2 separate regions of the Homo sapiens genome follow, and region 1 is linked to region 2. Evidence: chromatin loops called from intact Hi-C (ENCODE). Cell type or tissue: psoas muscle. All regions are shown on one strand. Each heading gives the region's core, and the rest is flanking DNA. Links, peaks and the distances in the headings are about the cores only. Region 1 has its middle 15 kb from the start of NPPB. Region 2 overlaps PLOD1 (procollagen-lysine,2-oxoglutarate 5-dioxygenase 1).

Evidence for each region. Hi-C counts contacts between places; a loop is a spot of excess contacts. Peaks named below come from ENCODE experiments on the same cell type or tissue, not always from the same donor. Only the 100,000 strongest peaks of a DNase experiment are listed, where the experiment ranks them.
Region 1: a loop joins it to region 2, with 5 times the contacts of the local background. A loop is called at or near these places in 1 of 110 quality-filtered maps.

The regions. Positions count from the first base shown.
Region 1 is chr1:11,872,719-11,875,622 of GRCh38, reverse strand. No RefSeq gene overlaps it. Among named protein-coding and RNA genes, the nearest start is that of NPPB, 15 kb to the right of the region's middle. In psoas muscle, for the core only: no CTCF peak of the experiment used is centred there; DNase peaks (open chromatin) are centred at 762 and 1,272; H3K27ac peaks cover 1,627 bases.
Region 2 is chr1:11,937,803-11,940,706 of GRCh38, reverse strand. All of the region lies in intron 1 of PLOD1 (procollagen-lysine,2-oxoglutarate 5-dioxygenase 1), which reads right to left. Among named protein-coding and RNA genes, the nearest start is that of PLOD1, 4.5 kb to the right of the region's middle. RefSeq lists enhancers at 885-1,777, 740-1,939. In psoas muscle, for the core only: no CTCF peak of the experiment used is centred there; DNase peaks (open chromatin) are centred at 266 and 1,356; H3K27ac peaks cover 1,962 bases.

The sequences.
Region 1 (2,904 bases), core at 320-2,819, 65 kb after region 2:
CAGGGTCTTTCATGCTACTGCAGTCAGACAGTGGCTGGAGTCGGAACAGGAGGGGACTGGCCAGGCATTTCTCTTCATGGAGTCTCAGGGCTTCTCCAGCGGTGGCTTTGGGCTTCCTCACACCATGGTTGCCCCAGGGCTCCCAGGCAAGTGCTCTGGTGAGGAAAGTGGAAGCTACTTCAATGCTATAACCTAGTCTGAGAAGTCACAGAGCGTCACTTCTGCCACAGGCCCAGGCCTGTCCAGATTCAAGAGGAGGGAACGTGGACTCTGCTTCCGATGGGAGGAGTGTCGGTGTCCCATGGTGGGAGCACATGGGGTGGGGCAGCTCGTGGCCATCTTTGGAGATTCAATCTGCCGCCACTAGGAGGAGGCCGGACTGACATTCGAACCCAGGCAGGCCGAATGCAGGTCCTGACTTCTGCATCACCGCTGCATGGGGCTGCCCCAGGACAGGCCAAGTCTCCCAAAGACCTAAAGCAAAACTAAGGATGCAGTGAGGCCCACAGCAAACACCCTTTGCAAATACAAGATGCCTGGGTTCGTTTACTGTGGCTGTCCTAAGAAAGCACCGCAAAGTGGGTGGCTTCAAACAACAGAAATGGTCTCCTTACGGTTCCAGAGGCCAACAGGCTGTGACCGTGGACCGGGCCATGCCTTCTCTGAGGACTCTAGGGAGGGGCCGTCCTTGCCTCTCCCAGCCTCCAGGGTTGCTGGGAATCAGGGGTGTTCCTTGGCTTGTACATGCATCACTGCAGCCTCTGCCTCGGCTTTTACTCAGCCTCCCCCCTGCCTGTCTGTGTCTGCATCTCTCCTCTTCTTACAAGGACATCAGCCGTATTGGACCAGGACCTACCCTAATCCAGTATGATCTCATCCTAACAAATGACATCTGCACAGATCTCTTTTCCAAACAAGGTCACACACTGAGGTTCTGGGTGGACATGAATTTTGGGGACATGATTCAACTCACAATGGCCCTGTCTGATTTCCCAGTCATGGCCTGCCTATGTTCCCAGCCCCTCAAGCTCCGCACAGCCCTTTAAATGGAGGGACATGGCTCCTGGGTCATCAAGCACACCCAGGAGGATGCAGCCAGCCTCAGAGGGCCTAGAACGCAGAGCCCGAGTGGCAGTGGCCACCTTCACTGGGGAGTAAGGTCAGGGAGGAGAGGCAGCCAGAGGGCCTTTGGTAGCCTGCCAGCGCCTCCCTCATTTCCCACATGTCACAGGACTTCTTACGGTCCAGCCGGCTCTGTTCCTCGGTTGTCCCTCCCAAGCACAGTGCGTCCTCTCCTGGGACGGCTCTATTAATAACCCTCATGTGGATGTTCTGGGACGGCCATTCATGCTTCCTGTCCTCACGTGTGGCCCCCACTCTACGCCATTCATGAGAGTGACCCCCAGGCGTGGCTGGCTCCCTCCCTTTCTCCACTGCCAGCGTGTCTGCAGGATCCAAGGTGCCATGTGTTTGCTGTTCACAGTGACCCATGAGTGAGAGGCAGCGGCGTTCACACCATAGTTTAAGTTAACAATGCCCGGCTGGGACGTGCGCTGTGTGGCCCTCCTCGGGGACTGCAGTGTGGCAGAAAAAAACACCCTGAGCTTCCTCTCTTCTCTTTCTCCTGCTGATATTTTGCTGCCCCTAACAATCATTGGATCCAATATAAGCTATAAAAGGCAGCCTCACAAGTGCTGAGCAGGGGAGGGAAGGATGGAGAGGGGTCTGCAGGGGCGACTAAAGATTCCCAGCATGAAAGGCAACTGCTATCTATCAAGGATATTCATCCATCTAACGGGGGTAATAATTTATCCTAGAGCTGTTGCTAAGGCTGAGTTAATATAGCTGAAGTGTACTATCAAGGTTAATGGCACCCACCTGAGTTCAAATCTTTGCACACATCCTCACTTAAATGTAAAAACTCAACAAAGAATGCAAATGAAGCCATGACTCACTCCTTCAACATTACTAGGAGACAGAACCCAACAAACTTCAAATAATCTGCAGGTAGAAAAAAACCACCAAATACCAGCAGACCTCCACTGCCTCTATAGGTCATGAGCAGGGTCAACAGGTCAAGGGAGGCTTAAAGGACTCAGTACAGGCCAGGCACCGGGGCTCACGCCGGTAATCCCAACCCTTTGGGAGGCAAAGGTGGGAGGATTACTTGAGCTCAGGAGTTTGAGACCAGCCTGGGCAACATGGTGAAATCCCATCTCTACAAAAAAAAAAAAAAAAAAAAGAAACAAAAAAAAATCCCCCCCAGATTAGCCAGGTGTGGTGGTGTTTGCCTGTAGTCCCAGCTACTTGGGAGCCTGAGCGGGGAGGATCACTTGAGCCCAGGAGGTCAAGGCTGCAGTGAGCTGTGATCACGCCACTGCACTCCAGCCTGGGTGACAGAGCAAGACCCTGTCTCAAAAAACACAAAGCAAAAAAAACCTGTACATAGATTTTTAAAATATGGATTAAAACATGTAAATGCAAAATATGTAAACATAGTAAACATTGGCCAGGCAACACACCTTTGGTGAGGCTCCTTCCATATGTCCAGTCCTGCACCAGCCATTCCAAGTACATATCCTGTGCAGCTTCCATCCCAGAGGGGGAAACAGACAAGCCACCGAAGAATGTACTGAAAGGTGGCTTCCAAAAAGATATATTCATTTCCCAGCTCCTGGAACTTGTGAGTGTGATCTTATTTGGAACAAAGGTCATTGCAGACGTCATGAAATTAAAGATCTCGAGAAGAGATCATCCTAGATATAGGGTGGGTCCTAAGCCCAGTGACAGGGGTCCTTATAAAAGAAAGGGAGAGAGACATTTGAGACACAGAGATGCAGAGAAGGTCATGTGAGGACAGAGTCAGAGATGGGAGTGGTGCATGTATGAGCTGAGGAACGCCTG
Region 2 (2,904 bases), core at 103-2,602:
GCTCTCAGCCCTCCCCACCTACTGCCCAAAGTCCAGCAATGACTTCCCCAGATGAACCCGTGATCCAGGATCAGCAGAAATCAATGAGATACAACAGAGAGGGTGCTAAAGACAGATTGCTGGGCAGGGAATTTAGCCTCTCCGTGCCTCAGTTTTCTCATCTGTAAAATGGGAATAATACAGATGATAGTACCTCCCTCCAGAGACTTTCATGAGGATTCAATGAGCCAATGCCGTAAAGCGCTTGGCACAGTGCCTGCCTTGGTAGCTGCGGGGGGGTTCTGGCGACAGGGTGCCTCCCCTAAAGGGGAGCTGTGTCTTGGTAGATGCTGCCCTGGGGGTCAGGAATAAAGGGGAGCTGCCTTCCTGAGAGCAAGAATGATGCAGAGGGTGGGGTGGCTCACACCTGTAATGTCAACACTTAGGGAGACCAAGGCAGGAGGCTTATTTGAGGCCCTGAGTTCAAGACCAACCTGTGCAACAAAGTGAGACCCTGTCTCTACAAAAAATTAAAAAATTAGCCAGACATGGTGGCACGCACCTCTAGGCCCAGCTACTCAGGAAGCTGAGGCAGGAGGATTGCTTGAGCCCAGGAGGTGAAGGCTGCAGTGAGCTATAGTCATGCTACTGGGCCACAGGAATTAGCCAGGTGCAGTGGCTCACACCTGTAATCCCGGTCTTTGGGGGGCCAAGGTGGGGATGATCACTTGAGCCTGAGGGTTCAAGACCAGCCGGGGCAACACAGTGAGACCCTGTCTGTACAAAAAAATAAAATTTAGAAAAACTTTTAAGAGAAGAATGATGTGTGCGGTGGCTCACACCTGTAATCCTAGCACTTTGGGAGGCCAAGGCGGGTGGATCACATGAGGTCAGGAGCTCGAGACCAGCCTGGCCAACATGGCGAAACCCCATCTCTACTAAAAATACAAAAATTAGCTGGGCATGATGGTGGGCGCCTGTAATCCCAGCTACTCGGGAGACTGAGGCAGGAGAACTGCTTGAACCCAGGGGGCAGAGGTTGCAGTGAGCTGAGATCATGCCATTTCACTCCAGACTAGGTGAGCGAGACTCCATCTCAAAAAAAGAAAAAGAAAAAGAATGATGTGGAGAGACTGACGGTGAGGGCTTGGTTGGGGTGTGCGTATGTGATGAGCTCCTGGAAGAATGGGACCTCTGGGCACCCCTGGTTTGACTGTGCCACCGGATGCCCCCTCCTCCCCAAGCAGTCCCAGCCCAAGGCGTGGGTGGTCACTGTGTGGCCTGAGTCAAGGCACAGTCATGACACACCCAGTCTGCTCCCTGGGGAGGCGGGAATGAATGAAGCCCTTCCGCCCTCTCCCCTCCCCCATCCTTCATCCCCACCCCAGGCTTGAACTGAAGCCAGGAACAGGGTCTGGCAGGAGCTTGGGATGCCCTGCACGTGGGAGCCAACCTTAGCCTCCCCGGGGCCAGCTGCCCACTTAGGTCTCCCCAGACCCGGCCCCACCCCCACACCATCCAGTGCAGCCTGACTGACTCCTGGGACCCTTCTGTTCTCTAGTAGGGAACAGCATGACCTGAACGGCCAGCTGAGCCTCTGATCTCTGCAGCTGTCCTTCTCTCACCACGGCCAAATCAAGGCCCACAGGGAAAGGCAGGAGCTGGAGATCTGCTAGAAGTTTCTACAAACGGGAGGAAGGGCTGTGGGACATCTGACCTCGGCTCTAGGGATATCTGCCTGTTTGGATGTTGCCTTTTATTCTCCCAGTTCCCTGTGATGGAAGATATTGCTTTGTTGAAGCCTTCTTGTGTCTCCCATCTTGTTCTGGAAGCCCCCCCAGGATGGCGCAACATCTCTTCCCTCAGACGTGGGGTGTCTACTGAAGTGAGGTGCTCTGTACCCCCCTCTCATTGGGAGCCCCCAAAAGTGAAAACGGTCCATGTTTCTCTCCATGCACCAAGGCCATGCGTTTTGGGTGAGGGGACAGACAAGCTGCTGACAGCACCCCACCCATCTCACTCCCCGAGACTCCACAGCAAATCCCCTTCCCTACTCCAGCTGAATCCACCTCAGTAGCTGCCTCCTCCCATCCATCTGCCAGGGAAAGGGAAGAGCTGGCCTCTTTGGGGGCTGCTGGGGTACCCCCCACCAAACACACACACTAGTCAGTGGGATGCTCAGGCAAGACCTGCAGGGAAGATGAGCAACCCACTCTGTCCTCCTGTCCAGCTGGCTAAAGGTCACACCTCAGCTGGGTCTGGGGGAGCTGAGCAGGCTCCCCCAGGCAGCATTTCCAGGCAACAGCACCCCCTTCCCGTCCAGAGGTGCAGAAATGAACAGTAGGTCTGAGTTCCAGACAATGACCCCACCTCCAACCAGCTCTGGCAATGAGAGACCAGATGTTTAACCTACCAGGACCTCAGTCTTCCCATCTCCAAAATGGAGTTGATGATTTCTTACTTAGCAAAGGGATCCTGGCCGGGCGTGGTGGCTCAGGCCTGTAATCCCAGCACTTTGGGAAGCCAAGGTGGGCAAATCGCTTGAGGTCAGGATTGAGACCAGCCTGGCTAACATTGCAAAACCCCGTCTCTACTAAAAATACAAAAATTAGCCAGGCATGGTGGTGCATGCCTGTGATCCCAGCTACTTGGGAGGCTGAGACAGGAGAATCGCTTGAACCCTGGAGGTGGAGGCTGCAGTGCGCTGAGATCGTGCCACTGCACTCCAGCCTGGGCGACAAAGCGAGACTCTGTCTCAAAGAAAAAAAAAAAAAGAAAATGAAAACTTAAAAAAAAAAAAAAAAATGGAAAACAGGGAGGGATCCAAATGGAGAAGGGAAGCAAAGGGCCCAACTCAGACTGGCCTGACATTAGCCCCAGGCCTGGGGATCTGCTCTCTTGTGCATCAGTGAGCACAGATGTGCT